Linked DNA regions of Mus musculus: regions 1, 2, 3, 4, 5 and 6 are each linked to region 7. A link is a loop called in an ENCODE intact Hi-C map of the cell type or tissue named here. Cell type or tissue: left cerebral cortex. All regions are shown on one strand. Links, peaks and the distances in the headings refer to the core of each region. The heading gives the core; the rest is flanking DNA. Region 1 holds the start of Pbx1 (pre B cell leukemia homeobox 1). Region 2 overlaps Pbx1 (pre B cell leukemia homeobox 1). Region 3 has its middle 3.5 kb from the start of Gm34535. Region 4 has its middle 250 kb from the start of Lmx1a. Region 5 has its middle 17 kb from the start of Gm34477. Region 6 has its middle 69 kb from the start of Gm39697. Region 7 overlaps Pbx1 (pre B cell leukemia homeobox 1).

Region 1 (4,527 bases), core at 140-4,139, 220 kb before region 7:
CTTCTTCTCCCTGTTATTAATGCTTATTAGACTATATTAAAAACTAGAACCAGACTGTGATAATGCAATCCCTTATTAAGTGTTTAAGCCAAATAACCAACTTCCCTCAGGGGGAAGAGAAATGTTGAATTCGGTTTTTTTGGTAAACTTATTTATTAGTATTTTTCTCGAGTTTTATTCCTCAAAGTCCACACTTCAGCTACTGTTTATGCCACAAAAATGACAATTTATATTCTCTTTGCTGGCATAGAGTTGAGGATTTGCAAATTATCCACTACCTAGACTTTGATCTATTATTCATTATCTTAGCAGCCCGATTTTATTTACTAACTACGTCATATAACAAAGTTTTGCTTTCAACAGTTTCCCTGAGGTCTAAGGATTTCAGAGAATCAAGTTTACTACCGCAGCGTCACCGCGTAGACGAACGAGGGGTGGGGCGGAGGGATCCACACCGTCTGTGTGCTTTCGTGTTAATTTTACAGTCTTGCGTTTAAGTGGAGCCACGTTTCCCTCAAGGACGGAGCCTAAGAGAAGCAGACAAGAGCTGAAGCTAAGGTCTCTCTGCGCCTTTAAGAACTGGAGACTGGGTCATAGCTCCGCCTCCTTCCCGGCCCACCTCTGAACTCTGATTGACAAGACTCCCGGGCTAGGAGGAGCTGAAGGAGGCCGAGGAGGAGACGCTGGGTGGAAAGTAGGGGGAGGAGGAGCCCACTTTCAGGACTAGCCAATCATAGAAGGGGGCGGGGCTCAAGAGCCCTCCTCCCTCCTCTGACCCCCGCCTCCTGGCCTCTCCGCTCCCTCCCCCCTTCCCTCGGCCCCCTCCCCTCTCCTCCTTCTCCTCCTCCTCCTCCTTCTCCTCCTCCTCCTCCTTCTCCTCCTCCACCTCCTCCTCCTCCTTCTCCTCCTCCTCCTCCTCCTCCTCTCAGGCTGTGGTTTTTCTGTATATGTTTCTGGAGTCCTGAGCCTGGGCTAAACAAAAGCAGGAGGCTGACGGGGCTGCTGGAGTTTGCAGAGACACGGAGGAGGAAAGAGCTTGGGCTTTGCCTGCCGCCACGGCTGGGGGTGATCTGGCTTCTGCTACAGCCCACCCCCTTTGAGATCACTCTGGCCCGGAGTGGGGGTGGGGGGCAGCGGGGGGTGGGGGGGAAAGTTTGCATTGCAATCCCCCTGCCTTCCTCTCCTTTCTCCCGATCAATGCATATTTGCAAAAGGATTAAGCCACAGATTTAAGCGCCGGGAGCCCATTTCTGCCTTGCAAAGGAGATCGGACTGAAAAACCCAAAGGCGGCTCTGATTTCTTTTCGCCAAGTGGGAAGGTGGTTTATTTTTCTTGCTTTTTTGGAGTCAACACCCTTCCCCACCAGCCCTTATCCCCACCCTCACCCCGCAACCCCTTCACGCCCCCCTCCCCCTCCCCATCCTCCCACCATCCTCTAAAGAGGCAAAGAGATTTTTTTTTTCCCCTTTTGGTCTTCTTCTTCTTTTTTTAAAACCCTGGTCCCTGTTTATCCTGAAAAGGATTTGAAGACAGCTTGAAGGATAAAAAGCCTCGGTGCTTCCCAGGCGCCGATCCGAGGAGCCGAAGAGGAAGAGCCGGGGCTGCCGGAGCCTTCAGAGATGGACGAGCAGCCGAGGCTGATGCATTCCCACGCTGGGGTCGGGATGGCCGGACACCCCGGCCTGTCCCAGCACTTGCAGGATGGGGCCGGAGGGACCGAGGGGGAGGGCGGGAGGAAGCAGGACATCGGGGACATTTTACAGCAAATTATGACCATCACAGACCAGAGTTTGGATGAAGCGCAGGCCAGGTGAGATGGAGGCTTTTCTTTGCCTTTCTTGTTTTTTTTTTTTTCCCTCCCTCTCGCAGGGGGAAACAATGGGAACCGAATCACCACAGCGCTTTCTTCTAAAATGTTGTTTCTTTTCTCATTTTGACAAACAACTCTATGGCGGAGGAGTAAAATTTAAAGAAGCGTTGTTATCGAAAGTGTGATCGCCCGTGCTGAGATATGGCTGTGTGTAGATAGATGTTGTGCGAGTGTGTCTGTTAGAGGTATTTGTATGAATGCACAAAAACACGCAGCCACGCCGAAAATACTGCCAACTAATCCGAAAGCGGCCCTCGGCACTTTTTTACAGCTTTAAAAAAGTGTATGAAGGAGGCAGAATTGTCAAGTTCCGAGCCGCATTCCATGCCTTCGGTAGTTGAGGGACTTCGGAACATGACAAAATAAAAAAAAATGTCCCAAGAACACTTTATTTGCAGATCCCGCTGACTCCTAAGCTAATTCAGCAAGTTTGATTTTTTTTTCTTCTTCACTTACCCTTCCGTAATAATAATAATAATAATAATAATAATTATTTGGTCTTTTTTTCCTCACTCCCCACTCAAAATAAACAAACAAACAAACACAAAAAGCAAGGTAGCTCTGTGTTAGTAGATGTCAGATACTAAGAAAATACCTTGCCATCACTCCATTCTGTTTTTAGAAAAAGGAAATGGGAAGAAAGGAAAGACAATTTTGCTTTTGAGGGCTGTTTGTTAGTTTTAAGAGACTCCGATTTTTAGTTTAACTTTATTGTCTCTTATTTGACTTGCTGTTCTCACAGGACAGAGGCGCCTATGTGTGGTCCTTTATAAAGGGGTGGGAACAAATACCAACCATATTTTCTACCCCATGCCTCTTCCAGGATCACTAAGAGTACTCCTAAATTGAAATGGAAACTGGTGGCTTCATTTGTATTTCAGTAGGGCAGGGTATGAAGAAACATAATTATGAAACTGGGACTTCCTTAACTGAACCACCACCAGGTATACATAGTTCTCCACTTTAGGATTTTTTACAGCAAGTCCTCTTTCAAAATGAAAACACAGGTTAAGTGGCAAAGCCACTAACAGCTTGCCCAAGGCCCAACTCAGTTAGGAAGGATTTAAAAAAAAAAAATCTAATGGCCACATATGTCCACACAATTGCTCAGCTCTGTTAAATCTCTGAGTACTTTTTTATTTTGCTTTGGAATTCTTTTAAACATATTACAGAGTGACTAAACCTTATGTGACTTAGTTATATGGTTAACAAGTAATGTGGATTTTATGTAAGAGAAACACAGCCTTGAGAAAGTAAGAGGAAGCAGCTAAGAGCACGCATGCTATGAATTACATTCATTTTAGCTGCGAACACATGGAACATGTAAACTGAAATGCTAAGGCTTAGGATGCCTGAAAAACTCGAGACTGTTAAGGACCCCCCCCCAACTATTTTCATGCTTTTAATGGGGGGGGGGAGATTTTTTGAAAAATTAATTGGTCCTCTTTTCCAATGTTATTATCTGAAGAAAAGCTAATGGGTATGACAAACGAGAGGCTCCCCACTGGCAACTCTCTCTTGAATTGGAACAGATTCCTCCATAACATTGTTCCAGAAAAATACACTCAGACACCACTGATCAACTGGCTTGATCACAAGTTCTTGAAGTGGAAGAGGCCAGTGAACGTGGGTCCTCACTACTTTTCTGCTCTCTCTTTTTTGTGAAACTGACGACAAACTCTTCTCAGCGGGTATCCCCTTTAATGGCCTAGATGCTGAGAAAGATCAGATGCAGTTTGGGGATGGGGAAAAATCCAGTTGTCTCTCTCTAACCCCATTTGTGTAGCGTGGGGAGGCAAAGCTTCTAGATGAGCTGCCAATTCTTTGCATTTGGGCCTGTGTGTGAAAAAAAAAAAAAAAAAAAAAGACTAGTGGGAAGTATTTTTAAAGACCCAGAAAAGATCTTAAATACATTGAACATTCTGTTTTTTAACCCCTTCTGAGAACTAGGTTGCTAACCCCCCACCTTTTTTTTTTCTTGAAAAAATGTAACTACTTAGACTATTAAGCTCTTTTTCTTTCTTACTAGTTCTACATTTGAAGTGCATATTTGTTAATTCAGAAAGTAAGCCATAACTATTTTAGATGCTGTGTGTATGTACGGTTTGAATTTCGAGTTTACTATTCCCCTGTTACAATTGTACAGAGCATGTTTGTGATGCGATCCCTGCCTCTCTGGAGGATGTGGGGTTTTGTTTTTGTTTTTTTTTGTTTTTTTGTTTTTTTTTGTTTTGTTTTGTTTTGTTTTTTCTTTTGGTTTGTTTTGTTTTTTAACTTTAAAACTGATTGAAAAAGAATTGAATGTGTTTTGAGTGCCCGGGGGTTTCTGCTTATCTTTACACATACATTTAGTTAGTAAACAGAATTCCCTTAGCTAGTAGCTGATAACATCAGTATTTTGTTTCCAAAACAATATCATTCTGCTAAGTGAGTCTATAGTAAACTAGAAGGAAGGGCATTGTTCTGTCCCTCAAGTGCATTCCCAGTACAAACATGCACAACCACAGGTAAATCACTAATCTAAAAGGCAAAATTGTATTTATTTTTTCCCCAGTGGGTGCAAGGTCCTAATTGTAAATAATTGAATTTCAACACCTGCAAATAAGCCGTGTGCGCACAAGAGCCATAATGTGAACACAGAGAAATGAATTTATTC
Region 2 (4,527 bases), core at 324-4,323, 100 kb before region 7:
GCCCTAGTTTCCATTTCTTTCCCAACTGGGAGTAACGCTAAGGTCTCAGCATGACTTACAGCCACATCCTCATGGTTCTGACAGGTCAGGATATCTTCCATGCATAAATTGCTTTAGAATTTACAGAGCGCTTTTATCTATACCACCAGATGATGTGTTGAAGGTGCTGTCTACTCAAAAAAAAAAAAAAAAAAAAGAACTGATTTTTGCCTTCGGCAAGGTTCTGATTTTTTATTTTGTTCTCTCCCCCCCCACCCTCTTTTGTGTATTTGTGTGTGTGTGTGGGGGGGGATGCACACAAGAGGTTAAAGGAAGACATCCATTGTCTTCTTCTGTCATTCTCTGCCTTGTTACCTTGAGTGAGGGTCTCCTACTGAACCAGAAGCTTGTGGTTTTGGCAAGATTGGCTGGTCAAGGAGCTCCTAGGGGGTACATATCTCTACCTTTTAATGTTGGGGTTATAGGCCCTTGTGGCCATGTCTGGCTTTTATGTGGGTGCAAGATGTTGGAACCCAGGTCCCTACACTTGCACAGCAAATACTCTTACCTACAGAGCTTACTCCCCAGTCCCAAGTTCCCAGTTTTTAAATACTAAAATCCATAAACCATAGATAATATTCAATGAAGTTGCTAATGGCATGGCATGCCTTAAAAGGTGCAGTGATGCTTCAGAAACTGGAGCAGTGGCTTACAAAGCAGGATAGATAACTAGGGTTGGTTTCATAGGGAGGTGGCTGGTGGAGGGTAAGGATGAGCAGGGTCAGGTAAACAAAGAGAACAGAAAGAAGAGGTGGTAGTCAGTACCCGGGAGATGGGGACATAGAACTTACTGGGCAAGGGAAAGGAATGGCTACAAGGAGACAGACCTGCCAACTATGTTGGTTTGAATAGTGATGGAGTAGGACAGTGTAAGTTAGGTTCATGTTATGGAGAGGAGACTATAAAGTGGGTAATTTATTCATTCTCAGAAAACCCTATGCATTGAGTATTGCTGGCCCCATGTTTCACAAAATATGTCTGATGGCGAACACACCCTGTCTGTCTAAAGCAGAACTTCTCGAATGCCACGTGGGATTCTCAGGTTGGGGATGGAGAACCTTCTCAGACTTGAGAAAGACAAAATATAAGTGAAAGGCAGTAGCCAATACAATTGTTCACCTCATCAAAATCATCTGTTTATAGAGGTGCTTGTAGAATTAACCGACAAGGCAAGGTGGGACAGCCCTAGCTCTAGTCATCTCCTGGGGTCTGCATTCTCCCTATTGAGGCCCAGTGGTGGGAGCCTCGGTCTAGCGACACTGGGTTTTCTGTTGCTGCGGCCAGCATCAGAGGCGTTGTCTTTGTCTCTATAATTTATTACGTTTTCAGATTACCAAGCACAATTCATTTGCCAGAGAAAGAAAATAGTTCTGTGTAGTTTCCATTTAGAGGAACTACATTCCTGACGAACAAAAGTGTTGACTTTCTTCATGTGACCACTTGAGAGCTTGAGCTGGTAGCCAGGGCCTCTTTGGAACTGCTCATTCTATTGCCATGAGCCCTTTAGGGAGAAGCCAACCCCATCCCCATGGTACTCTGAACTATAGTTTATACTTTTTTGCTTTTACTGGACAATTTGTACACTAATAATTATCTGAGCCAAGTATGTATGACAGATTTTTTTTCTATGTAAGATTATGCTGTCTGGAAATCCGCTAATACCAACACAGCGTTGATGGACAATAAACATCCCCTCTACACAAGCTCTGACCCAGGTCTGAAGGGTCATTTTTAAGGACTTCTTTTTTTTTCTTCTGAGGGGATGACAGGCATTGCAAATTTCAGAGGAAACCTGTCTGGAAGTGTCAGAAGAAGAGCTATAAGTATATTTTCCTTCCAGTCTTCCTGAAACTACAAAGAAGACAGTGTGGGGGGAAAACGTCTTTACCTAGTCAGTGTAGGGAGAAACTAAATTCAAATTCTGCGTCTATCTTCTTATATCAAAGCCAATGTTTTGAGAAATGGCTTGCCAATAAGTGCAGAAACCACGCATAGATTTCCCTCCCACCATTCACCCTCCTCCTGAAGTTTACACAGGTTTTCACACTCTTAATTAACCACATCAAATAATTTGTTTCCTAGGCAGGGCTAGCAGGGCGATGTCTTTTTATTTGGGTGATGAATGACGAACGATGATTCAGCAGGAGATGATTCCAGTGAGGAGACGGAGGGCTGCAAAGCCCTTGCCAAACGCCGTGCTTGCTGTTTGTTTGCACTTTGGAAGGGCTAAGGTAGTTAAGGAGACCATTAATGAGACCGTCTGCTGCTCTGGACACTGGAAGAAGACGTCTAGAGCAGGGGTTGGGGACCTCGGGAGACTGGGGAGATGGTGATAGGGTGCAAAGGCTCCTTGCAAAACTGCTCATGGGACACGGTGTGTACAGTCCTCTGGACACTCAATGCAGGGGGACAACTAACTCCCTTTGGTCTTTTTCTTTATAAAGTCCCAACCAGAGTCCAGCAGATTATCAAGAAAAGGCCAAAATGCAAAGCCCTTGTACCTGACACATACTGTGTCTTGTGTGTATTAAGACAGTTTGATATGGCCTTGTTTTACAGTTATTTTCTAAGGTTACTTGAAATGGATCTTCCTTCGTCTGAGTAGCACTGGAGGCCTTCTTATGTTCTTATTGATCTTCACCCCAGAAATAGTCTCTTAGGGAAGTGCTGATCACCCCTCATTTTAAAGATGGCTCTGTTGAGGCTTGGAAGAGGTGGTTGGTACCTGATTCCAGAAATTCTTGTCTTTGACTCCCTGCTCTTGTGGGTGCTGGTGCTTTTAATCCACTGTTCTGATCTGTGATCTGATATGTTAGAAATACCAATGGCCATGTGATGTCAATTAATGGTTCTTCCTTCTGAATGTGAGACCACATGGTATAAGGAGGATTTATTAATCCCTAGTGTAAGTCTGGTCTCTGCCAGATGGTGCTGGTTGAGTCGACCTGGATGCAGGATAAACAGATCAAACTGTTTTGTAAGAATCTAGGACTTCTTTACTTTAAAAAAAAATTAAAATGTGAAATTGAAGATCATAAGGCAAATAGTTGTAACATTTGTATTCATATTTTTACAAAATTATTTTTATTTTATGTGTATAATGTATGTGGGTACACACACTTGTGCTATGGTACCTGTGTGGAAGTAAAGCGACAAACTTTGTGGCTTTCCTTTCATGTTTACATGGGCTTCAGAAATCAAATGCAGATCTTTAGACTTACTCCGTAAGAATTTTATCTGCTGACCTATTTCTCTGGTTCCTCATATTCATTTTTTTCTTAAAGGCATATTCATACCTAGGGATTTGGATGATATCTGAAAGGGTTGAAATTTAGGAGTACAGGTTCTATTTGCTGTTTTTGAAATTCCCTTTACATTTATTTTTATTTCGGTGTATGTGTGTGCATTTGCTTGTCTGTATATGCACCACATGCATGCAGAGCCTGAGGGTATCAGATCCCTTGGAGCTGAGTGGTTAGGAGCTCATCATTTTGGATGTTAGGAACTAAACCTGAGTCCTCCGGAAGAGCTGCAAGTGCTGTTAGCCACCGAGCCATCTCTCTTGCCCCCAATTTATAGCTACTGCTGTTGCTGCTGCTGCTGTTGCTGCTGGTGCTGTTGCTGCTGCCTCTTCCTCCTCCTCCTCCTCCTCCTCCTCCTCCTCCTCCTCCTCCTCCTCCTCCTCCTCCTCCTCCTCCTCCTCAAGACAGGGTTTCTTTTTAGCCCTGTCTTCTCACCTGGAACTTGCTCTTTTAACAAGGCTGGCCTTGAACTTATAAAGATTTGTCTGCCTCTGCCTCTCAAGTGCTGGTATTATAGGCATGTGACACTGCTACCTGGCAAATTATAGGTTCTTAAGGGATACTGGTACTGGTACTAAACCAGTCTTGGTGGTCCTACCACTGTCTGTGCACACTTGCTGATGCTCTTTGGATAGTGTCTAACAATAGATCATCCAAGTGTATGGATGATGTAGCTCAGTAACAGAGTGTCCACCTAATGAATTTGAGGCCCTGGGTTTGATGTCTAGCACCACCTTAAACACACACACACACACACACACACACACACAGACAGACAGAGAGAGAGAGAGACAGAGAGACAGAGAGACAGAGACAGAGACAGACAGAGACAGACAGAGACAGACAGAGAAAGATAATACTTTTTTATCTTTAAAGAAGTCTTCAAGATTATTAATTAACAGAAACAACCATTAAGCTATTATATACACCAGACAAGCTGTTCTAGTCATGATCAACTGAGTCTGTGCCTGGAAGTTTTCCCATCAGTCTGAGGTCTCCCTTTGGACCTAGCAGAGAACAGGTCCATTGCTTTTCTCTGCAAAAGCCACTCAAGAGTTTGCAGACCATTATTTTTAGTATTTCTTCTTCTTTTCCTTAGGCTGAACACTCCATATTCCTCGTGTTTCTCTGTGCTGTTCATGCTTCATTCTCGATTTGTAATTCTGCAGACATTTATAGAGTGCCT
Region 3 (4,527 bases), core at 335-4,334, 1.2 Mb before region 7:
AGGGTCATGGGGGTCACCTAAGACCATTGGAAAACAGATATTTACATTAGGATTCATAATGGTAACAAAATTACAGTTATGAAGTAGCAATGAAATTGTATTAAAGGGGCACAGCATTGGGAAGGTTGAGAACCGCTGCTCTAACATCTTCTTTCTCTCCTTTTCCTACATGTTCTTGTTTACACATGCAGAATTGCTTGCTCCTCCCTAGATAGGCCAACACCTTTGTTATCGTGAGTCTTTTCCCTCCACCAAGAGTGCCCAGTGCTTTCTTTTCCACTCAGTGGGCATGCACTCAGTAAGACACTAGTGTGGTTTTCATTTGCCTGGTCCTCCAGTAAAATTTTTTTTTCTTTTGCTTAGCCTCCAACAAAGCTGACATCCTATGTCTACGAGTTCCCCTGGATTTGACTAAGTTCATAGCTCTTTGCATATTCCTGTCTCAGTCTTCTGTTGAATTTTTCTCCCAGATATTAATTCTGTAGAAAGCCAAGACCACCCTAGAGGCCCCCTAGCAATTAGATTAACACTTGGCAAGTGAATGTTTGTTGATTTATTTGAAAAATGTTGTTTTTCTAAAATCAAAAAGTATATACAGACAGAATGAAAAAATGTTTAAAAAATCCCAAAATCATAGAATGTTTAAAAAGTAGAAACTCCTGACCATCCCTGTCCATTGTAACTGTGTGTTTATAGATGTGTACACACATGTGTGTGTGTGTGTATTTTTTTAAAACAAAAGTGGCTCAAAATACACATTATATTTATTCCCTCAAGTCACCAATGAAGCAGTCATCTTTCCATGTCCATACTTAGAGATGTGCATCATTCTTTATATAGTTTTAAATTTTAAATTAATAAGGCATGAAAAGGGGCTGGGCAGCGGTAGAAGGGACTTTCTCAGCATGTGTGCTCCTGGGTGCCCTGGGCTCAATCCCAACACTGTAGGAATAAGTTGATTCAATTCTCCAGAGTCCAAACTGGTCAAGATATCAAAGGTTGGGAATAGCTGGAGAGACCTCAACAAAGATGAGTCTGGAGTCTGGCAGAGAGAGAGATGGTAGACATTTTGAATTTTGCAGAGGGGAGTAGAAATGGGTGAGGTAGCCTTCATAAGGCAGATGGTCTGTCTTAGAATGTTCCAGAAGGCAGTGAGCTAGAAGGTGCAATAGAACGAGGACTGAAAGGGACATTAAATGCCTGAGAAGTTTGTTTTCACCAGATGCTGATGGTGGTAGTAGGGATGGGTGGCTGGGTGACAATGACTTGGGTACCTGTCTGGTGGCATTTGGGATGCAGTGTGGACCCAGGAGGAAGAGATTGGTGGCTGGAGTCTCTGCTATTTCTCTATAGAAGGGAAGGAAGAGACACTTTTTTTTTGTTGTTGTTGGACACCAACTTGGATATCTCCCATGACTACGTTGATGGCTCCTTCCACCAGCCAAATGAGAAGGTCACTGTCAGCCATGATGTGACAACACAATGGAATCTCAGATCACTGTGCATGTGGCCTGATGCCAGTGGGTTTCAATTTGAGGTTGCATCTGGTTATTTGAAGCTAGGATTTCTTTTCCCCAATAGGGACAGCTGTGTAAAAGGGAGGAGAGAGGGAGGCATTGGTAAGGAAGTGGCTGAGATGTGTGGTAAACGTCTAACTAGAAGCCTGGAAAGGGAGACCAGAGTAGACTCTGCTTCTGGAGAGATTCATGGTGGGAACTCAATGAACTCTGCCTTTAATGGTCTCCTATTAGCCTTTTATCACTTGGCCTGGCACTTGTGAGATCAATTTTGAATTTAGATTTATTGAGGAAATTGACAGAATATGTCATAATATAGGCTTCAAAAATATTTACGCTACAAAGTATCCTGAAGTCTCTCTCTCTCTGCATACATACATACATACATATATATATATACATATATAAATATATATATATATACACACACACAGACACACACATACACTCAATTTTATAAATGAAACTTCCCATGACACAGCAGTCCATTGGCAAGTGTGTTCAGCTAAAGGCATCCTCACAGTCACTGGAGTAAACCTGCCTTGGGGAAAGGATGATGGATACTCAGTCTGAAGAGGAAATGCATGGGATCGTCCTCCTTCCAGGCCATCTAAAGCTCGAGGGTCACTTCCGCCGAAACTTCTTTTGTTTGACTTCACCTGCATGTGAGCCTCGTGCCTCTAGAGGGCACTGTTTACTTTGGAATGAAGTTCCTAAGTTTCAATCGCCTTTCCCTCTGGGATCTACTGTTTTTGCTGTATAGTAGTCATACTTTGTTTTCTCTCAGGAGGGTTTTTCTCCCTTTTGTGCCTGTGTATTTGTGTGGCTTGTGCGTATGTGTGTCCTTTAAAAGTGAATGCAGTACTTCTGAACATGGCAGATAATTACTCTGACCAGAGCCTGTCATTGTCTAGGCAGGCCTTTTGAAAGCTCTTCCTCCCAGTCCCCACCCCTTATATTCTCTCACCACCCTTTAGTCTGACCCATGATGCACCTCCCCCAACCCCAATTATTTCAGTCTGGGGGTCACCGTCACAGCTCAGCCAATGCATCTCAATCCTGCCTCACAGCCGCCTGGCCTAGTCCAGCCCGGGGCTCCCACTCAGGGCAACTGAGGCTTGATTTATGACACCCCTTTCCTCTGGTCCTGGACTCTCCTGGGGCGAAACTGCTGATCATGCCACATTTTCAAATTGGTTCTGCACTGCAAACCAATGTCATGAGGGACATAATTGGGTCCTGAAGCCCATTTTCGACAGTGACCTCCCTCGTTCTGGAGCTGACCTCTGCTCTCTGGACATGAAGACAACCTGATTGTCCTTTTTTAGGTTGCAACGGGGAGAGGGGGTGGTATATGGGTGCTGCTTCTCTGTTGCCTCTGCCTGAGATGATCTGTTGTCTTTCTGTCTGTCTGTCTGTCTGTCTGTCTGTCTCTTTCTCTCTCAAGTCATTACGTGCAGTGATACACAGTACTGGGCATTCTAGCACTTGGCATGAGGGTGCCCCGGCACATTCCTCTTCTCTTTCCACTTGCCAGAAAGGCCACACTGCGTTTGCACACATGGGGAACGGGAAAATGAGTGTCAATAAATGGTGGGAAGAGACTTGGTCCATGATGGATGTGGGTGTTGAGGAGCAGGGAGGGGTACTTTTTGGTGAGGCAAAGGGAGCTAGTGTAGTGTCTCAAGGAGGACAGAGAGCAATGGCCACCTTTCCAGGAGTGGGCCTCCTAATTGGGAGGGTATCCTCTGGGTACCTCATTGTGGAAGCGACAGACTTGGTTTCTGTGACCTCTTGAATGCTACCCCACCCCCTCTCTTTCCATCTTCAGTGCTCTCCTTTTCCTGATATCTTGGTCCATTTTATCGGGAAGACATCCCATCAGCATATGATGCTGCTGTTTAGAAGGAACAAGAGATACTGGACAGGGGAACGCCTGGGGCTCATCCTATGGCAGAAGTGATGTGACAACTGAACCTATCATCTAGCTGGGTTTTTTTTTTTATTATTATTACTTGCTCTGGGAACAACTTATAGTGCATTATTGTGTTTGTTTGTGAGGGTAGTGTTGATAATATAATGACAATGTTTCATAAATATGAAAATTAATTAACAGAGCAGCTATTCTTCTACCTATAGAGTTATTGAATGGCAGAACAATTTAATAGGAACTCTCAGCCTCCCATATCACATTTAACTTTATATTTTAAAACTTGTGTGACTTATTGATTATATATATACATATATATGTGTGTGTGTGTGTATCCAGTATTTTATGTATATTCTTAAAATTCTTTACAGTAACTCTGCCATGTATCTAACACTCCCATTTATATAGACCAAGATCTAGTCTGTATAATATCTAAAGCTGGCAAAGTGATTGACTTGAAAGAACAATGTCCTAACTTTGGTCCACCAGAACACAGGTTGAAATGGCCTGGGCATAATTGCTTAGTTGTGACAGTCTATTGCCAGGGAGAGAAAGACAGATATTTCCCATGCCTATGGGGGAGATTATGCCACCACCCCCCCACACACATAGAAGTAGATAGCACTTGAGAAAGGACAGCTGAGTCTGTCTTATGGCCTCCAAATGTACATGCATGCATACATGTACACGTGTATGCAACTAAATGCAACTGTACATACTCACACCAACATTAAAGGGCTTTATATGAATAAGCTAGGTGTTTTAGGTTTCAGAGTTTAAGTTAGTTACATTTATTATGGGGTCCTCAGAGGTGCCAACCATATCCTAGGATATTTAGAGCTTAAACTGAATGCCTGGGGGGAAAGCTGCATTTACCCAAAAGCATTACTCTGTAGTAGTAGACTGGCAGAAATAACAAGGGGGAAGTTATAGGAAATTAACACCTGGAGGATTCTTTCTTCTTCTTCTTCTTCTTCTTCTTCTTCTTCTTCTTCTTCTTCTTCTTCTTCTTCTTCTTCTTCTTCTTCTTCTTCTTCTTTTTTTGAGAAAAGATTTGAGCCTGTAGCTCTTGATGATCTG
Region 4 (4,527 bases), core at 146-4,145, 270 kb after region 7:
TGGGTCTTTAAAAGTTAATCAATCAGCTAACTTGTTTTCAAAATAGCTCAGTTTTTAACGAGCTCAACTTTTTCTCCCTTGTCTGACAATCTAGGAACTTCATATGCAAATCTGATCAAGTCTCCTCCCAGATCCTTCAGTGGCTTCTCTCTGCTTTGACGTTCTTAGGATAAGACTCAGCACACCATCTGGCTTGCGTGGTTTTTCTTGGGTCCTCACCAACTTCCCACTAGCACATCGCTGGATCCTTCATCCGCCAGTGTTCCACTCTCCTCCAGGTTGCCGGACTCACAGAGCCACCTCTTCCCCAAGCTAACCCCCCACTCCTCCCCATACACATATTCAGCTCACACACACACACACACACACACACACACACACACACACACACACCACAAACACATTCACACAGTCTTAGTCTACTTAACTTCCATATGCCCGGAGCCCCAGTCAACTGTCATCAGAGCTGTCTCCCGCCTCTGAGTTCTGATCATGGTTTGTCATCATACATTCATTAGGGTGATGGTTTAATTAATATCCGCCTCCCCCTCTGGGCTACAGGCCCCCCAAGGAGTAGGAAACACACAGCCTTCTAATGGCAGCAGGCTTAGCTCAGTGCCTGGAAGAGGCTTTAGAATAAAAAAGATATGATAGAGGGGTAATGGGAAAGCCATGGAACTAAAATACAACACCAGATGTGGTAGAAACAACGGATTGCTGAGGGATATTTGATATAGCGAGACACATTTTCAGAATACTCTTTTTCTTGTTTGTGTGAAGTTCTTAAAGGATGCTCTCGATTCAAATCAGAAACATTTTCCTGGGACAGACAGAAATGTTTTAGGTCTCGGGGACCATAGCACTTCTGTCAGATAGGGGCAGGCAGAAAATATGACAGGATTTGGAGACCAGAGTATTTTGGTCTTAGCTGCTTAATATCATTGTCATGGCATATTGTAGAAGCTAGATACAGTACAGAAATAAACCTGACCGTGTTCCAGTCAAACCAGGGTTTCTAATGTTCCTTACTGTTGATATCTGAGCCGAGTATTTTCTTTTCTTTGTTTTCCAAAGGATTTATTTATTTTATGTACATGAGTATACTGTCTCTGTCTTCAGACACACTGGAAGAAGACATCAGATCCCATGGTTGTGAGCTACCATGTGGTTGCTGGGAATTCAACTCAAGACATCTGGAAGAGCAGACAGTATGCTTTTAACCACTGAGCCACCTCTCCAGGTACCCCCTTTTAAAGATTTATTCATTTATTATTTATTCATTTTATGTATAAGTTCTCTATCTGCATGTATACCTACATGCCAAAAGAGAGCATCAGATCACATTTTAGATGGTTGTGAGCAACCATGTGTTTGCTGAGAATTGAACTCAGGACCTCTGGAAGAGCCTCAGTACTCTTGACCACTGAGCATTCCAACCTCTTCTCCTCTTCATATTTTCTTGTTTCAGGGCTGTTTTGCATATGGCTTCCGAAGCAGCACCCGCGGACTTGGCCCACTCAATGCCAATAGTGTCCTACCTATTTCATTATTGACAAATGTGTGTCAGAGTGCCCCCAGACATTGCCAAAAGCTCCTTGGAGATAAAGACATGGAAGCTACAACAAAGTGCAAAAACCTTACAAAAGCCAGTCAATTTCAAGCTGGTTTCAACCATGAGCTAGCTGGGTAGATCCTAGCCTGGGAGAAAAGAAAGAATGAGGGAGACACTTAGTGGTGTTCTATGTCTGTGGAAGCTGCTGATTACCTCTGGTCTCTAGCTTCTGTGGGTGGGGCTTCTTTGGCTACTTCCTATGTCTAAAGCAGGCAAACCTTTGGAATGGAACTGGTACAGTTCTTGGGGAACAGCAGGGGCTGATGGTTTTAGATTATGAAATGACCTTCCTTTAGCAAAGGAGGCTTGAGCCATGCATAATCAATCCCTGGCCTCCGCACATCCTTGTAATCCTGCAATTAACCTGCTCTAAGCAAAGTGTGCAGTGTGAAGCATCGCAACAGATGAAATTAGAAAATAAAATAAAAGCAAATTTGGGTGTTTGTTTGTATAGTAAACATTTCAGCATCCACCACGATGAGCGGTCCACCTGGTCGTGAGCGGAGCCTCGAGCTTCCCAAGTATTTTGTCTCTGCCCTGGGCCTCTCTGCCTCCCCAGCCTGAGGAACCCAGGACCTTGAACCGTAGCTGCTTCTTCCCACTTTGCATCATGTTCCCAGTCTGTGCTTTTTACACAGCCTCCGTTTCTTCCAATAAACCTCAGAAACTGCTCTGCGCACTCATTTCACACTTATAAATGTGGATAGAAACCTAGGCGAGGAGCTGTGTGAGACACAAAAGAGACAGATTTCAATTGTGAGGGCTCCTTCCCTTGCCTGACCTCGGGCAGCTGAGGCCTCTACAGTATGTTAAGATCTGGAAGATGCTCTGAATAATAAAATGAAATAAAATAAAATAAAATAAAATAAAATAAAATAAAATAACTTTTCCAGGCTGGGAGACGACCCAGTTGCTAAAGTGCTTGCCCTAAAGGCATAGGGACCAGAGTTCGATTCTCAGAAGCATACACAGTTGGGCAGAGCAGAGGCATCAGACATGAGGAGTCCCTGGGGCTGGCGAGCTCAGCAGTGTTGGGGAATTGGCAAGCTTAGTGGGAGACCCTGCCTCAAAACTAAGGTGGAGACCAATACAACCATGAAAGTGAAGACCAAAAGCTTCCGAGCCAAAGTCTCTCGTGATCGAGAAAGTGGTGCAGAAAGACGTCCACAGTCACAAAAAAGAGAAGGGGTACATGTCACCCACTTTCTGGCAGCCCAAGGCAGGGCCACTCTGGATGTGGTCCAAATGCCCTTGGCAAGAGTATGTCCAGGAAAAACAAACTCGACCACTATGTCGTCATCCAGTTTCCCCTGACTGCCAAGTCAGCCATGTCAGACAAAGACAATGACACACTTTGTTCGTCATAGGTGCCAAGGCCAATAAGCCCCAGGCTGGGAAGAAATTCTATGTTGGAATAACCAGAATCAATCAGGCTGGCGGGGAGAAGAAGGCACAAGTCCGTCTGACTCCTGATTATGGTCCTCTAGCTATTGCCAACAAATCTGGGAGCACTTAAATGGAGTTCCAGCTCCACTGAAATCCAGTTAAATCCCGCGGATAATTCTTTACTTAAAAAAACAAAGGTTTATTTTAATTATGTGGTGTCCACCTGTTTACACAATTGATCACAGGCACTCACAGAGGCCAGAAGAGGGCACTAGATTCCTGGAGCTGGGGTCACAGGTGGTTGATAGCTGGGGATTGAACTTGGGTCCTCTGTATGAGCAGGATGCAATAGTAACCACTGAAGTTTCTTTCCAGCCCCAAAGATAGACTTGTAGTTAGAGGTGCTAGGGATTGAACCCAGGGCCCCATGCACTGAGCTACACTCCAAACAGCTATTGATCTTAACTACACATTATTCACCATGAAAACAAACAAAACAAGACATCAAAGGGAGTAACTGAGGAAGCTACTGGACATTAACCTCTGACCTACACACACACACACACACACACACACACACACGGAATACATATATACATGACCAAACACATATACACATACACAAAATAGTTTTGCTCTGATAAATAAATGAATAAAAGCATCAATGCAGTTTCTCTTGCTTGGCCCTTTCTCCATGTTAATATTAATGCTGTGTTTTACGCTGGGGAGAAGACAGTGCTGTTTGTCCCAGAGCCGGTAACGCTGGTATGGCAAACTTCAACACAGTGTGGAGTACAGCTTTAATTCTCATTCTTCAAAATTCTGCTCCTCAGATTTTTACCAAAGCTAAAGCAGTCATTTTCCCCGCGCAACTGGCCACGTCTGAAGGCTTGGCATTGAACCTTAGGGAAAACAGACTCAGGGGCCGGCTCTGACCGTGAATACAGGAGACTAGTGCCTTGCCAACACACAGGCCAAAAAAAAAAAGGAGAAAAATACAATCCCTTGTGAGGATGTGGGGGAGATGCACACCTTTTACAACAATTTGTATCACTTTTGATTTAATGTGAGAGAAATGGAATTCTCTAGTAGCCACCCCTGACGTATTTGCATGAGATTCTTGCGCCATCCAGTGGATTTCTTGTGAAATTGCATCAATCGCTTGAGCCTTAAATGTCTCTTAACCACCCTGTGTCAGTCACATTCTACTCCTTTTTGCTATTTGTATTCAACATATTGTATCTATTTGTGTAATTTTGAAATAGTCAACAAAAGTACTTATTACAAAAAAAATACAAAGGAAGTGATTTTTAAAACAAAATAAAAATTTAAATTAGTCAATTAGATAAAGCAAGGCAATCTGTATTTAAGTATGTGAATATCCAGATCTGAGTATCCTAGAACATAAAGTTCCTTGACTCTAATGACAGATAAGCTAGAAAAAGGACAGGCATTAATGCACCAGTTGGGATGGTACCATTCAGAGGTGCTGGCCGAGCCGATAGATACATCATAGTGAGAATGCCAGA
Region 5 (4,527 bases), core at 237-4,236, 1.1 Mb before region 7:
GAAGTCTTCAAAAAAGAAGGTCTCTGATGGAATGTCCATCCACCTAGGAGGAAGGGCAGGGAGATGCTTGCGAGTGGGTTGCCTTTTGAAGCTGTCCACATGGTACCCTCAGAGATGGCTTCCATCCCAGCTTTCGAGTCCTGACCCACCGAAGATCATATCACAGCAGTTTTCCTGCCTCTGTAATGACCCTCCGGAATGGCTTCAATGTGCTCTCCATGTGTGGAAGCAATTATGTTCAAAAGATGTCCTAGTACAGGGTGGATTTGGAAAGCCAGAGGGGCTGAGAGGATGGAACCACCAATGCCATTTGTGCAGAGAAGAGCAGAGTTGAGCCACTGTGAAATGCACTTCCTGTGCTCCATTGGTGTCCTACCTGGTTCTTTGATCTGCCCTCTCTCTAAACAGTTTTAGACTCCCTAACTGGCTATGTTTGAAAGGTGAGCCTGCATCTTTCTTTTAATATATTTTTATTGGTGGATCTTACGGTACAAAAGCAGTGGGTTTCAAAGTTACATTTATGTGTGTTTTTTATTTATTTACTGATTGGGGGAAGGAGCATGGGGCATGACATGACAGAAGTCCAGACAACTTGCTGGAGTTGGTTCTTTCCTTCTACTGTTTGTGGTTCCTGATATCAGATTCATGTCTTCTGGCTTTTACCTGCTCAGCTATATCCCTAGCCTGTTTGTTTCTTTTTAAAGTTGCAACCTCTTTTCCCTAAACATTTATCATTTTTTAACAGGTACATAGCTAGGTTCTCAGGATGTCCACTATACTTTATATATATATATATATATATATATATATATATAACTTTACTCTGTGAACCACACTGGGAACTTCTGGAAGAGTAATATGTACCATACCCTTGATTGCTCTTCCATCTCTCCAGCTCTTAAAACAGTCTTTGGCTGAGCAACTTACTGACTGTGGGAAGAGAGACGACTAAATAGTTAGAACAACAAAACAGCAGCCAACACTTTCCACCTTTTACTGTGAACTGTTTCAAACACATTACCTTAGCTGTTCAATTAGTGTTTACCTCAGCATGCAGTAGGCACCACCTCTAATTTTCCAAAGTTTGAAAATGAGTGAGGAATTCTGAAATTCAGAATGATAATTAAACTTCATGGCTCACCTATCTACTAAATCGCCAACCTGGGCTTCAGCCTTGGCTATAGGCTAACTGAAACTTGTAGCATGTCTTCTATCCTCCGTACTGCTGGGTAAAGGCTGAGACTCTCAGTATTGATGGAACCTTCCTCTGGAAGGTTCTGGAAGGTTCCTCTGGAAGGTTCCAGGGGAGCTGATATCCAATTCTTGAGAAGTGGAGATCTCTCAGGCAAAGTAGAAAGGGCTATATTCTGCCAAATAAGAGTTTCCCATGAGAGGACATGCCAGAGTCAGCAGGTGTGTGAAGAGGATTTCTTGGGAAAACCACAGCAACTCTGGAGCCAGAGGTACAAAATGCTATGGTGCTGAGGAGGAAAGTGAGGTCAGTAGGAGCCCAACTGCTATAGAATCTTTTGTTCCAAGTTAGAGAATGTGGACTCTACCCTAAGACCTGTGAGGATCTTCTAATGGCTTCCTTGATTGACATGTAGTTTACTACAGTCTTGTGTATATACTTTCTGATGACTCTGTGTGAAAGGTGACCATTCCAAGGAAGCAGCTGCTTCTTTCCCATGGTTCTGCCTCCACATATCGTGTCTGAAACCTGCACACACTGGGTTTTGGTTATTAATGACATTCACTCATGCACAATGTATTCCATACTATCTCTGGCACACCTATTGTCTTTCATAAGTGAGCTAGGTACTAGGATGACAAAGAGGAAGTGACGTACATGGGTGTGATCACCAGAGCAGGATTTATTGGTAGAAACAGTACATATCTAATCCGAGTTAAAAGCAGCAGGGAAGATGCTGTGTAATGGGTGTATTTGACGGGAAGAGGATGTATGGTCCAAGAGGTAACAAGTGCTGATAGCTAAGAACAGGCGCTAAAGTCACCCTCCTCTGGGTTCAAATCCCAGCTTTGCCCTACATTTGCTATGTGACACCAGGCCAGTTACTGAGTTGCTCTGAGTCTCAGCATCATCATGTAATAACTGCACATCATAACATTAACCACCTCATAAGGTTGCTACGAAGATAAATTGAGTGAACATTTTGAAGTTACTAAGTCCAATATAAAAACAGGAGCCCTGAAGTGACAATGTTCCCCAGTAGATGTCACTGCTACATAGCAAGTTAGGTGAGATAATATCTGTGTTCAGGGCGACCACTTAACCACCCCTTCTGAAAATTGGTGCATAAATGGCTTTACTCTCAAAATACAAAACCCAAAAGAGGGTTTGCAGGCTGGGAGCTGTGCAACAGTGAGGACAGACCCAAATGTAGGGCAGAGACCCATCACTTCATCAGATTTTCATGAATGTTCCAAGCTTTCTCTATATTGGTTCTCTTGTAGAACACATTTTTCTCTAGGATTCTAAGAAAGCATGGATTGAATTCCATCAGCCATGCCAGAGAGCACAAATCTTTCATGAGGAGGTCTGTGGATAATGACTGGTTGAGCTTCCAAAGGTGCTAACATGGAGAGGTAGGAGAAGGTAGCAGGCACAGAACCTTGAGAGGTAGCAGCAGGTGACTTTGGAGAGGGGCGACTTTGTGACAGCTAAGGTTGACGTTATTGCTTTCTGTTCTATGAGCCAGGAAAGGTCAAAATGAATTTGTTCAGAGTTTCCTCATGTCCTGTAGAACTCAGCACAGCTGGGGATGAGATTTCTTTCTTGTTCTCTATTCTGACATGGCCAGACTTCAAGGTAAAGTTGATGGGCTAAAAGCAGAGAGGTCACCACACACTCCTTTCCTTAGACTTGCATAGAACATTTCCTGTGGGCTTGGTTTTTGTGTTGCATGAAAGGATACAGAGCTGAATAATTCATGCCTAGTTTCTTCCAGCTGTTTACAGTCCAGGCTTTAGTGGGAGAGACAGGCATGTCCTACTGTGGAGGCAATGGAACATTTTACACAGTATTTTAAAAATGCTAACAGAGTTTTGAAGAAGAAGTTGAGATAACATATGGTCTTTGTTTTGCAGGATGAGTAGGAGTCTGTACTTTTTAGAAAAGGGAAACACTCTGGGTAGAAATATCATCACATATGCATCTTAATGGAAGAACAAGGAGTGGTTGCTCTGAGCTGAAGGTCTGGATGCTTGGCTAAGAGATGAGATCTGCCTTGAGCTTCAACAAGGTATACAGTGGCACTGAGAAAGACTGGCGCTCTTATCCACAGAATCAGAAAGTGTTTCAGTCTTGCAATTACCTTTCCACATTGTGGAATCAATTCGTTCTATAACTTCTACTTCCTAGATTGGTATTTAATGCTAAGTTTGCTCTGCACAAGCTTGGTCTGAGAGGGTAGAGGAAAGTCCTGTTCTTTTTCTTATAATACTTAAAATAAATGTGTGGTGGTCTCCCCTATTAGTTCTCTGCTGATACCACAAGACCAACAGGATGTCCTAGGGCTCAACTCAGTTCTGACACTTAATACCTGAAGTTAGCATAGAACCAACTTGTAGAGGGCTCAGTTTGCATTTCCAAGGTCCCATGTTTTTGTTGCCTTTTCTACTGATTGGGACACTGCCCTCCCTGTTCCAGTGAATTGCAGTAATGGGACACAGAACTCTGGGGAACAGTATCTTTATGTCTACCAGTTCCTTATGAGTGATGTCATCAAAACTACAAATGAATAGGAGCATAAAGCAAGGTTAGAAAGGGCCTGGGGTAGGGTAGCTGTCCTGTCTTTGCTTGGGGTGTGCTACTCTATTGGAAGATTTCATTAACCCAGAACCTCAGATGTCTTGCTAGGGCTTTCAGGAATCTCTATTGCATAGTTATCAATGTGTGTTGGTGATTAGCCCAATGATTTTCCTCTGAGGGGCTCAAAGTTCCTATGACTATAGTGTGTAGTTGATTCCTTTGGTGACCAGGCTCTTTCCTGCAATGTGGGGCTTCTTTTCTTTCTTTCTTTCTCTCTCTCTTTCCTTCCTTCCTTCCTTCCTTCTTTCTTTCTTTCTTTCTTTCTTTCTTTCTTTCTTTCTTTCTTTCTTTCTTTCTTTCTTTCTTTCTTTCTTTCTTTCTTTCTTTCTTTCTTTCTTTCTTTCTTTCTCTCTTTCCTTCTTTCTTTACTTCCTTCCTTCCTTCTCTCTCTTTTCCTTCCTTCCTTCCTTCCTTCCTTCCTTCCTTCCTTCCTTCCTTCCTTCCTTCCTTCTCTCTCTCTCCCTCCCTCCCTCCCTCCCTCTCTCTCTCTCTTTCTTTTTCTTTCTTTCTTTCTTTCTTTCTTTCTTTCTTTCTTTCTTTCTTTCTTTCTTTCTTTCTTTCTTTCTTTCTTTCTTTCTTTCTTTTTCTTTTCCAGCCACTGGGCATCTCTTTAACTCACCTTTCAGTAGGTCTGTTTGAAAGGGACTTCTTTATAAAGAGTAAAAGATTCTGCTCTTACCCTGTCACTGGGCAAG
Region 6 (4,527 bases), core at 220-4,219, 890 kb before region 7:
TAGTCTTTCTTGTTCCCTATGTCACACTCATATTTTAATTATTTGTCCTGGTTGATTTCTTAATCCCTTGACCTTCCCCTGGTTTTCTTTTCCTTTCTTCTAGGGAGAGGGAGAAATTCCTTTTTATATTTTATTCTAAGTGCTCCATGATTTCAGGAGTGCTACTTCACCTCCTCCTCAGTGGGCATCTGGATGGGATCAAGTAAGTTATTCCCGACTGCAGAGGATATGATCTGTGACAAGCTATCCCAGGGATACAAGTTCTAGACGATTTTCTCTTTCATCTCTCCTCCCCAGTATGGTAAGAGAACATGTTTGACAATAAGCATAGAAACTCTTCCTTCACCCAGGTGGCTCAAAGAGGAGGAGAAAGGCATTCATATCAACTGTCACTGAAAAAAAACAGCCTATACATTGTGACATGCTATAAAATCATAGACAAAGATGGTGTTGGCTTTGACTAGGGACCTTGGGTTGAATATCAAAGCATTTGGGATAAATCTTACAAGATGAGTATATAAGGAGACAAATAAAGAACAAGCTAGAAAGAACTGACAGTATAGAATCAATTTTTTTTATCCATAGGTATAGAAAATTAACAAATGTAGATTATTTGAGAGCAGATAGAGAGAGGAGGTCAGAAGAGAGAAGAGATGGTATAAAAATGAAGATTAATGTGAAGATGGGCTAAGATAGTCACTATTTTCTTGGCTGGGAAGCTTGAAGTTTAAACATTTACTCATTCTTTGCCCAATAATGATTATAATGGTGGTAAGTATAATGTTCAGAAAGGTTATTAAATACCACATACTTTGTGAAGTAATATAATTTTCTTAACAATCTATGCAGGTCACTGAAAACTGGCCAGTAGGTGTTCCAAGTGAAATTGAAATAAAAATAAAACAAACCAGCTAGTTGTTGGAAATCTGGAAGAAGGAAATGGTGTGAGGCAAAAGCCAAAAGCTGTTGGTAGCTGGGTCATCATTAAAACTATAACGTGGGCTCTTAAGTCAAACAGAGTGTGACACTATTGAAGGATATTAGAGGGGAGACTGCAAAGGAAGAAACTGGGGGTTCCTTGTAGTTGCCTGTAAGAAAGACTCAAACTTGAATGAAGCACCCAAACCAAGGTGAGAAAATAACTCCAAAATCTAGCTGTTTTAAGTGCAAAGTTTGCAGAGAAACTCATTAAGTATACACATGTACATAACACACACACACACACACACACACACACACACACACACACATCCTTACTTGATGATGAACTGAAAAATTTTAGAACAAATGTAAGTCCAGCAAGCTTACAGATGCCTAGCCTGACAATGTCCTTTCTGGAAAGCAAGACTGGTGCTCTAAAAAATACTCCTAAATCCCACATTTGAAGAAAATATTCCTCACCCACGAGTGGATATGTGGTGGTGTGTGAAGGTGGCATAGCCAAAACGACTGCATGTGTAAACTGACTCTACCTGAACAAACACAGTTTCCCACCTAAATGGATAGATTGCCTATTAGAAGGTACCTGATCTTCTGCGCCTCCGTTTTCTCATCGATAAGTGAGAGAAAATTATACCAATTTCATCAGGCCATAGGTGAGGATGTGATGAGATAATTGCATTTAAAACACTTAATCTGGTACATAGTGTAGGCTCAATAAATAATAGCTATTATGATTATGCTGGGGCGATATGCAAAGAGAGCCGCCACTGCCTGACTTTTCATTAACCACGCAACACTGGGGAGTTTTTGGCAGCAACCACAAAGCAGTTTGTTGGCACACAACCTTTCAATTATCTGCACTACTGATCCCCTCCATTAGCATGGATAAGAGAAAGTGTGCAGCAAAGATAAGCCAGGGGGAGGGAAAAAGAACCAGTCTAGCCATAGATCTATATAATTCCCTATTAGGATTTAGGAGCCATTCTCATGGCTTCAGATTTACATCTTCAAAGAGAGGGGCTCACATTCTTTACATGAGTTCCATACCTCGTCTACTTGACTACAGTGGATATTAACTCTTCCCGGTTGTTTCTGTCCTGTTACATAACACATTTCTGCTTAAGAAGATATACCCAAGGGCTTTTTCTTCTGTAGGCTGCAGTATTTTCGCTCTGGCTTTATTTTCGATGCTGTTTCTCTGGCTAGCAAGGTTAAGAATTATTTAGGTTATTTGAGAATCGTTGGAATGATAATAAAAGTCACACCTTATTTGACACTGAAGTCTTATTGTGAAATACAGAGGCAGCTTTTATTGTATCTCATTTATTTATTTATTTAACAAGACTGTAGAGATTTCCCTTAGAAGTGTTATAAATTAGAAGTGGGATAAATTTATTGGTTTTCTTTTTGGCCACTGGAGGGCTCTCATATTTTTCCACTAATGAAATGGAAACCTTGAACATGGCTAAAACACTAGAAATCAAAGATTAAAGTTTAAAAAGAAGGATCTTCTAGTCTGTGCCCCCCAAAGTACGTGAGATAGAAATTTGGGAGCAGGTGAGTTTAAGGCTTCAGAGTAGAAATGTTGCCTTTTGAGACAGATGCTAAGTCACTGGAGAGGACTCATTCAGAGAGAGGATGACTGCACCCACTTCTTTTATGCTATCAATTTTCTGTTACCTTTACTGTTCTCAGTTGCTCATCTCCCAGCTTTATGTCCTTGAAATGGTGTTCCTACAACAAAATGCTTGGCTCCCAATATTTTTGGAAACATTTCTTTTCACTTATCAATGCCCTTTCTGCCTTCACTCCAGAGTCTCCCCCTATGATGATTTTCCTGATCACTATACTGTGGCTATTCTGTGTCCCATAAATCCTTTTACTCCATTAACTGCAACAGAGACACAGTCATACTCTCAGGCATGGACATATACACTCATACACAGAAACACACACACACACACACACAGAGAGAGAGAGAGAGAGAGAGAGAGAGAGAGAGAGAGAGAGAGAGAGAGGGAGAGAGAGAGAGAGAGAGAGAGAGAGAGAGAGAGAGAGAGAGAGAGAGAGAGAGAGAGAGAGAGATGTGCTGGAATTAGTGTTTCTGTAAGAACTCAGGGAAACCATGAAGTGTTGGGCACTTGCATTGAGATTTCACATGTCTTTATAATAATCAGATTTATAGACAAAAGTACAGTCATGGACAGTGACTCTATCTCTGATTTCAGTTGTTCTGGATACCTATATGAATTATACAAAAAAAACCCATATTACCTAATATGACTCACTGTAATCTAGGGTCAAAGATTACATCCTGAATGATGGCAGGGTTCTGGATTGAGAGGCACATCCACCCTAGAGCTGCTGATGGATACGGAGACAAGTGTCCATCAGTCATAGGAGAGGAAAAAAGCACCGCCTTTATTTAGGATAGCTTAGTATTCCCAATGTGGTTCCTATCCAGACCATGAGGCCTGCTACTCCCTCCCCAGAGTGTTTCCCTCTGCAGAACACTAGCTGTTTTTCTCCAGGTTCCTAATCATCAGACTAACTTTATGGATTTGTTGTTGTTGTTGTCCTTTGTTTTTAACCACCTTGCCTCTTTGCTTGAATTCTCATCTCCAACCCTGGTCTTGTTCTTTATTTCAATCTCCCTTTTCTTTTGACATATATAGGAAAACCTACCCTCTCTTACTGTCTCCATTTGTGACTGATTAAAGATTACAGTGAGAATATTGGATTTCTGACGATGGAAGCTTCCCAACATTTCATGCAAAGACAGATGACTTAACATCATTTAGAAAAGTGAATTCTTGTCCTGGGAATGTGCTCGTCTATTCCCTGGCGAGGCCCAATACTATTTGTACATTTTCTGTCATTCTGGGAAGCCATACTGTCTTGTATATCTATGTACCTTGGGCCTTTATCATGCTATTGTTTGGGTTCACAATGCCCTCCAAAAATTCAAGCATAGACTATCTTAGACCCTGGTCCCATGGTGTTCAGAGATGAATGGAATCTACAAACCCCAACCTTACCTATGCATTAATTTTTTGATTATTTATACATGAGTGAACTACTGAGAGGTAATGAAACCGAAGAAGGTGAGAGCTAGTTGGAGGAGGTAGGAGAATATTTGTTCCTACCTGTCTCTGTCTCCTCTCCTCTCCTCTCCTCTCCTCTCCTCTCCTCTCCTCTCCTCTCCTCTCCTCTCCTCTCCTCTCCTCTCCTCTCCTCTCCTCTCCTCTCCTCTCCTCTCCTCTTCTCTCTCTCTCTCTCTCTCCCTCTCTCGCTTCCTGGCTTCTATAAAGTAAGCAACCCCCTCCACCACAGGTTCCTGGTGCCATAGTTTTCTGCTCTGCCATAGCCCCAAAACATGTACAGCCAATCAACTCTGAACTTAACCCTCTGATACCATGAGCCAAAATAAAAATCTTTCTTCTTTTAACTTGATTTCCCCAGGCATTTCATCACTGTAATGAGAAGCTGACTAACACAGTTGGGTTCTGTATCCCAGCTCCAATCTGAATCTATTGTCATTATTTCTCAAACAGTATAGCATAGCAACTATTTCTGTAGAAGAGC
Region 7 (4,527 bases), core at 141-4,140:
GTGGTGGGGTTGAGAAACGTATCATGCCCTAGCAAGAACCAGGCAATGCTCTGGGCATCTTATGGAGACTTTAATCCACAAAACCTTTTCAGTTTAAGGCAAGAGACCATCAAGAAACCCCTCCTGCTTTCAGTAGTGAGCTGGTGTAGAAGGTGCTGTTGTAGAAAGAAGCCTTCCTCTCCATGGGGTGTGCAGTATCCTCCAGCCACTGGCTCCACACTTCCCATGCTTCTTATGTATAACTAAGTAGGGATGCTTTCCCACGTCATGAGTTCCCATGTGCAGTCCAGGCCTTACACACCCTACCCTGGCCCTCTCCCGGGCCTCATTCCCTTTCCTCAGATGTCTTAAATACATGGATCTGAAGGCAGAGGCAGTATGAAGTCATGCCCCAACCCCCCGACTTCTGCAGCTTTTCTTGGGACAAAGGGGGTTTCCCGAGCCGCCATACAAGCTTTAGCTATTAAGATCTATAAGTCCGTCACTCAGACAGCCGGCACCCATCCAGAAATGCAGGCGCCTGTTGCCCAGTGCATTCACTTTCTCTCTGCCAGCTGGCCCGGGGAGACTCGGTGTGCCAAGCAGGGAACGTGTGAATAGGATCCATCCATGCCCGCACATCCCCTGAGAAGTACAAGCCCTGTGACCAGAAGGGCCGAAAGCTAGCCCAGAGAAAAGAAGAACTTGCTGTGTCTCTAAAGAAAAATCCCTAAACAGAAATGCTCAAAATAGTAAAACCATCCCAAGAGTGTCCTGTGTTTTTGTTGTCATCCCCTGCCTTAGAAACTTCACCCACAGCTCCACGTGCTGTGGCTCTGAGCCAAGTGGGAAGAAATGACTGCACTTTCCAGGTCCTGGCTAGAGCGCCCTTTGAAAAATCAGTGCGGCCTTGATACCTTAAGAAACACTCCATAAAGATGCTTGCACTGAAATCCTTAAAGATCTTACTGTCTCGTTGCTGGAAGGAAGTTTACAAGTCCCTTTCTGATATCATATGCTGTTTATGCATACCTGATTGCTAATAAGCCAAGAAAAATATTGGAAGGATTGAAAGATATCTTGTCTTCACACCAAGTGGTATCACTTTAGGAGGCTTTTGACCCTGAACGAAGCCCTGTGTGATTCTAAGGGGACAATACTGAGTATCAGAGTGAGTCCCAGATTTATAGATTCTGTGCACTGGAACCCTCTGAAGAGGCCATTCTAGGCCAGCAGCCAGGAAGATTCCCGCTTGGTCCTCTAAGGTCTGAGTTCCGTCAGTACTGGGCTCTCTGGAGCCTATCCATCAACCGTTGTCTGGCAGCTGCCTGTAATGCTGGATTGTGAAACTGGGGGAATCAAATGGTTAATCATTTCCATTTACTTGATAGACGACTCTTTAAAATAACTCACCCAGACAGCTTTTCCATCAAAGACGGAAGAGGCTTGAGCACTTCGGGGGAAGAGCGCCTATAAGTACAACCCCAAGCTTCAGGCTACTAAGGAATGGAAGATGTGGGTCCCGACACTGTTTAGAAGAATCAGTTCATAGCACAGTCATTTTCCAGCTGGAGAAGTGTCCACCGGTTTGTGGATGGTTATGCCTGTAAGGAAATGACAGAACCTGAAAGGTCGGGGTGGAGGAGTAAGGGGTTGGGAAGGGGGGAGGTGTTCTACAAAGCTTAAAGCAGTTTGGTGTACTCTTAGGCCTCGGGGGAACCCTTCACAGATACCAGTCCTGTGCTTGGGTGACTCTCCCTCACACAGAGAGCCATTGCCTTAATGTCAGCATAGCATTGCTTGTTTAGAATGGCCACATATGAAAGGCAGATCTGAGTTTTGGGAAATGGGCACTGGAAGAGACGGGAGAGCAAACGTGTTCTCTCTGTACAACTTACAACCGGAGGGTGGGGCACGTGTCAGGAACCAGCTGTGGCAGGACACAGATGCCTAAGACGCCATAGTTCTACATCCTACTTGGCTGCTGTGCACAAGAGCGCTGAAAAGACCCGAAGAGGTGCATAATACATGATCCGGGAGATCATGGGAGATCACCATGTCACCACTGGCTTCCAGGAGCTCTCGATCTTGGTGGCAGGAGCCTGCCTTGTTTTAGCCAAGTTTCTGTACCTTTATAATCTGTAAGTGTGCTAGCAGAGCGTGTGCTTTCTGTCATCAGGTGACACAATTCAATGTGCACAAAGGGTCCCAGCGGATGAATGGTTTCACTTTCTAGAAGTACAAGGGCAGGTTACTTCTTTCTCCACTGGCTTCAGAGCTCTGCCTGGCTTGGGCTTGGCACCTTCTTCTGCCTTGGTACCTTGAAACCATGAAGAGACTTCCTCAAGCCTTCCCTAAGTCTTATGTCCCTTCTCCAACCATCTCTTTATCTTGCTCAGCTGAGCGAGTCTCAAGCTTCACTCCATAGCCTGAAACAATGCCTTCTGCTAATATGCCCTCCTCCCTGTCTGCCCACATTTGGGAATCTCAAATCGGAGTAGATCCCAATTCCCCAGCTCCATGGAGATGTTGGTAGCTATGGGACCCTTCTTTAAACAAGTCCTCGGTGGGGAGAGAGTGCCCTCTAGTGGGCATCAGCCAGGAGCGACTCTGGAGCTGTGTTGCTCAGCCAAGGACAAAACAATCCTTTGCACAGACCTCCCACTGGCTCTCTTGAATGTGCCTTTGGGTTTGGTTTGTTTTTCTCCTTGTGTGAAGAAAATAAATAAAGAATGAACAGCAGGAGGCCAGTTGTGAGGGCTGCTCCAATCAGGCTGTGACAGTCTCCTTATCGCTGGAGTTTTAGCACCGGATTAACCCTAGGGCAAGTGATAGCAGCTGATGTGACTTCAGGTGTTTTCTGAAGGCTGTGACAACCTCTGTATAAATCACTTACCTGTCGTGACTGGTCTCTGTCGTGATTGGAATGGGAGGCAGTGATTTGTGAGTAGGAAACCCCTTTAAGAATTATTAGCTAACAAGGATAAATATCTTGGTGTTATGTACAGCCAGTGGGGCTGTTGGGACCCTGTATGACCAGCATGCACAGGCAAGGGGACTCTTAAAGCTCAGTTTCAGGGAAAGCTGTTGGGCAGGAGAGGGAAAGGAAGGAGGGAGGGGGTGCTGGGCACCCATCAGGGAGGCGGGAACCTGATCATATGTGATGGCTGCAGGATTAGGTAACAGCTCGGCTGGTTGAAATTGGATCTTGGAGGACGAGTGTTAACATCTCTGGTGTCCCAGTGAAAGGTTCATTTGAGTCTTGCATGGTGCTAGAGAGATAAAAAGGAGCTTTTAAATAAGCATTTTGTATCCAGCTCACCAGAGTACTGACTTCAAGCCATAAATAGGAAGTGTCACTTCTGTTAGCCGTATCGCTTATTTCTTTAAAGCTGGCGGCATTTTTTTTTTAACTGACTAGCTGAACAATTTCCGGGTCAGTGAATCCAAATACCTCAGTTTGTTTGTTTTGTTGTTGTTGTTGTTGTACTAGTATCTTGAAATCTTGTCCTGGGAAGAAATACAGACCTGCAAGATTCTCTGCCTTTTTCAAACACACACGTGCACCCCAAGACCATCAGAGCAATCACCTCCTATGTACTATAGCACAACAAAGTGCTCCCCTATTTGTGCCTACTTCTTGCACATTGTCCAGTGTAGTTTACTTTCATGAGTAGAGTATAATTGAAATGGTGCAATGTGTGTGTGGACGGAGGACGGTTCTTCTGGGTTTCTTCTTCTTCTTCTTCTTCTTCTTCTTCTTCTTCTTCTTCTTCTTCTTCTTCTTCTTCTTCTTCTTCTTCTTCTTCTTTTCATTCTCTTATTTTCAAATCTCTGGTAGAACCTTTCTTTACATGTCTGTAAAGCAATTGTGATGAGTCTTGGCAAACCCAATCTCCTCTGAATGAGTATTCAATTAGAGCATTTACCATGTAAAAATTAAGCTCCTTTATTGTTGCCCACCCCACTTCTACCTGGGTAAATCTTTACCCACCCAGGAATCAGTGCATCCCAATGCACTGTCCGTGGAAACTTGCAGTCTGGGTAGGCAAGGACTGTTATACAATAGGCCACTACTGTCCTCTGCATTGCTCCTGCAGCACCCTGAGGGAGTTCCCTGCCTTATTGAAAATATCAAAAAAAAAAAAATCAAGGATAAGCACACTCTTCATTAGGTTGAGGAGAGTTGATAAAGAGGAACTTGGTTGTTTAAAAGCACCGAGGCACAGGCCTGACTGAAACCCAGAGAGGTAGAAAGAAAGAAATATCAGCCATATGGGAACCAGCAGTATGAACCTGTTCATGGTCACTTGCCTGAGTACCAGTCAGTCTATCTTTCTTCTTCCTCACAATTGCTTTTGCTGCATCTGGGAGTTTAGGAGGCCATCTTTGGCACCTGCTCTGTCGGAGGAGAGGAATACCTGACATTGCTTTGGGCAGGCATTGCCTGGGCGGGCAGCCGCCTACTGATGGGTAACATGTTCTTTTTGAATGTGCTGTCGTGGATGAGAAAGGATGATGGATATCTATCATCATGCCTTAGTGGCG

Evidence for each region. A loop is a pair of places that touch in the nucleus more often than their neighbours do. Peaks named below come from ENCODE experiments on the same cell type or tissue, not always from the same donor. Only the 100,000 strongest peaks of a DNase experiment are listed, where the experiment ranks them.
Region 1: a loop joins it to region 7, with 5 times the contacts of the local background. A loop is called at or near these places in 13 of 42 quality-filtered maps.
Region 2: it touches region 7 in a loop (4-fold over the local background); 12 of 42 quality-filtered maps call a loop at or near these places.
Region 3: it touches region 7 in a loop (6-fold over the local background); 18 of 42 quality-filtered maps call a loop at or near these places.
Region 4: it touches region 7 in a loop (4-fold over the local background); 13 of 42 quality-filtered maps call a loop at or near these places.
Region 5: it touches region 7 in a loop (6-fold over the local background); 15 of 42 quality-filtered maps call a loop at or near these places.
Region 6: it touches region 7 in a loop (2.9-fold over the local background); 2 of 42 quality-filtered maps call a loop at or near these places.

What each region holds. Positions count from the first base shown.
Region 1 is chr1:168,428,598-168,433,124 of GRCm38, reverse strand. Pbx1 (pre B cell leukemia homeobox 1) reads left to right here and starts at 956. Exons shown (of 9, transcript NM_183355.3): 1 at 956-1,811. The coding sequence starts at 1,621. In left cerebral cortex, for the core only: no CTCF peak of the experiment used is centred there; DNase peaks (open chromatin) are centred at 1,596, 2,074, 2,734, 3,532 and 2 more places; H3K4me3 peaks cover 3,736 bases; H3K27ac peaks cover 3,615 bases.
Region 2 is chr1:168,316,860-168,321,386 of GRCm38, reverse strand. All of the region lies in intron 2 of Pbx1 (pre B cell leukemia homeobox 1), which reads left to right. Among named protein-coding and RNA genes, the nearest start is that of Gm51671, 27 kb to the left of the region's middle. In left cerebral cortex, for the core only: no CTCF peak of the experiment used is centred there; a DNase peak (open chromatin) is centred at 2,127.
Region 3 is chr1:169,457,248-169,461,774 of GRCm38, reverse strand. No RefSeq gene overlaps it. Among named protein-coding and RNA genes, the nearest start is that of Gm34535, 3.5 kb to the left of the region's middle. In left cerebral cortex, for the core only: a CTCF peak has its summit at 2,194 (motif pointing right); DNase peaks (open chromatin) are centred at 2,209 and 2,572.
Region 4 is chr1:167,941,732-167,946,258 of GRCm38, reverse strand. No RefSeq gene overlaps it. Among named protein-coding and RNA genes, the nearest start is that of Lmx1a, 250 kb to the right of the region's middle. In left cerebral cortex, for the core only: CTCF peaks have their summits at 3,259 (motif pointing right) and 4,129 (motif pointing left); DNase peaks (open chromatin) are centred at 1,809, 2,188, 2,904, 4,006 and 1 more place; H3K4me3 peaks cover 386 bases.
Region 5 is chr1:169,345,642-169,350,168 of GRCm38, reverse strand. No RefSeq gene overlaps it. Among named protein-coding and RNA genes, the nearest start is that of Gm34477, 17 kb to the left of the region's middle. In left cerebral cortex, for the core only: a CTCF peak has its summit at 2,236 (motif pointing right); DNase peaks (open chromatin) are centred at 2,245 and 3,063; H3K27ac peaks cover 243 bases.
Region 6 is chr1:169,101,138-169,105,664 of GRCm38, reverse strand. No RefSeq gene overlaps it. Among named protein-coding and RNA genes, the nearest start is that of Gm39697, 69 kb to the left of the region's middle. In left cerebral cortex, for the core only: a CTCF peak has its summit at 2,358 (motif pointing right); a DNase peak (open chromatin) is centred at 2,404.
Region 7 is chr1:168,212,369-168,216,895 of GRCm38, reverse strand. All of the region lies in intron 2 of Pbx1 (pre B cell leukemia homeobox 1), which reads left to right. Among named protein-coding and RNA genes, the nearest start is that of Gm51671, 130 kb to the left of the region's middle. In left cerebral cortex, for the core only: a CTCF peak has its summit at 2,572 (motif pointing left); DNase peaks (open chromatin) are centred at 552, 802, 2,570 and 3,133; H3K27ac peaks cover 596 bases.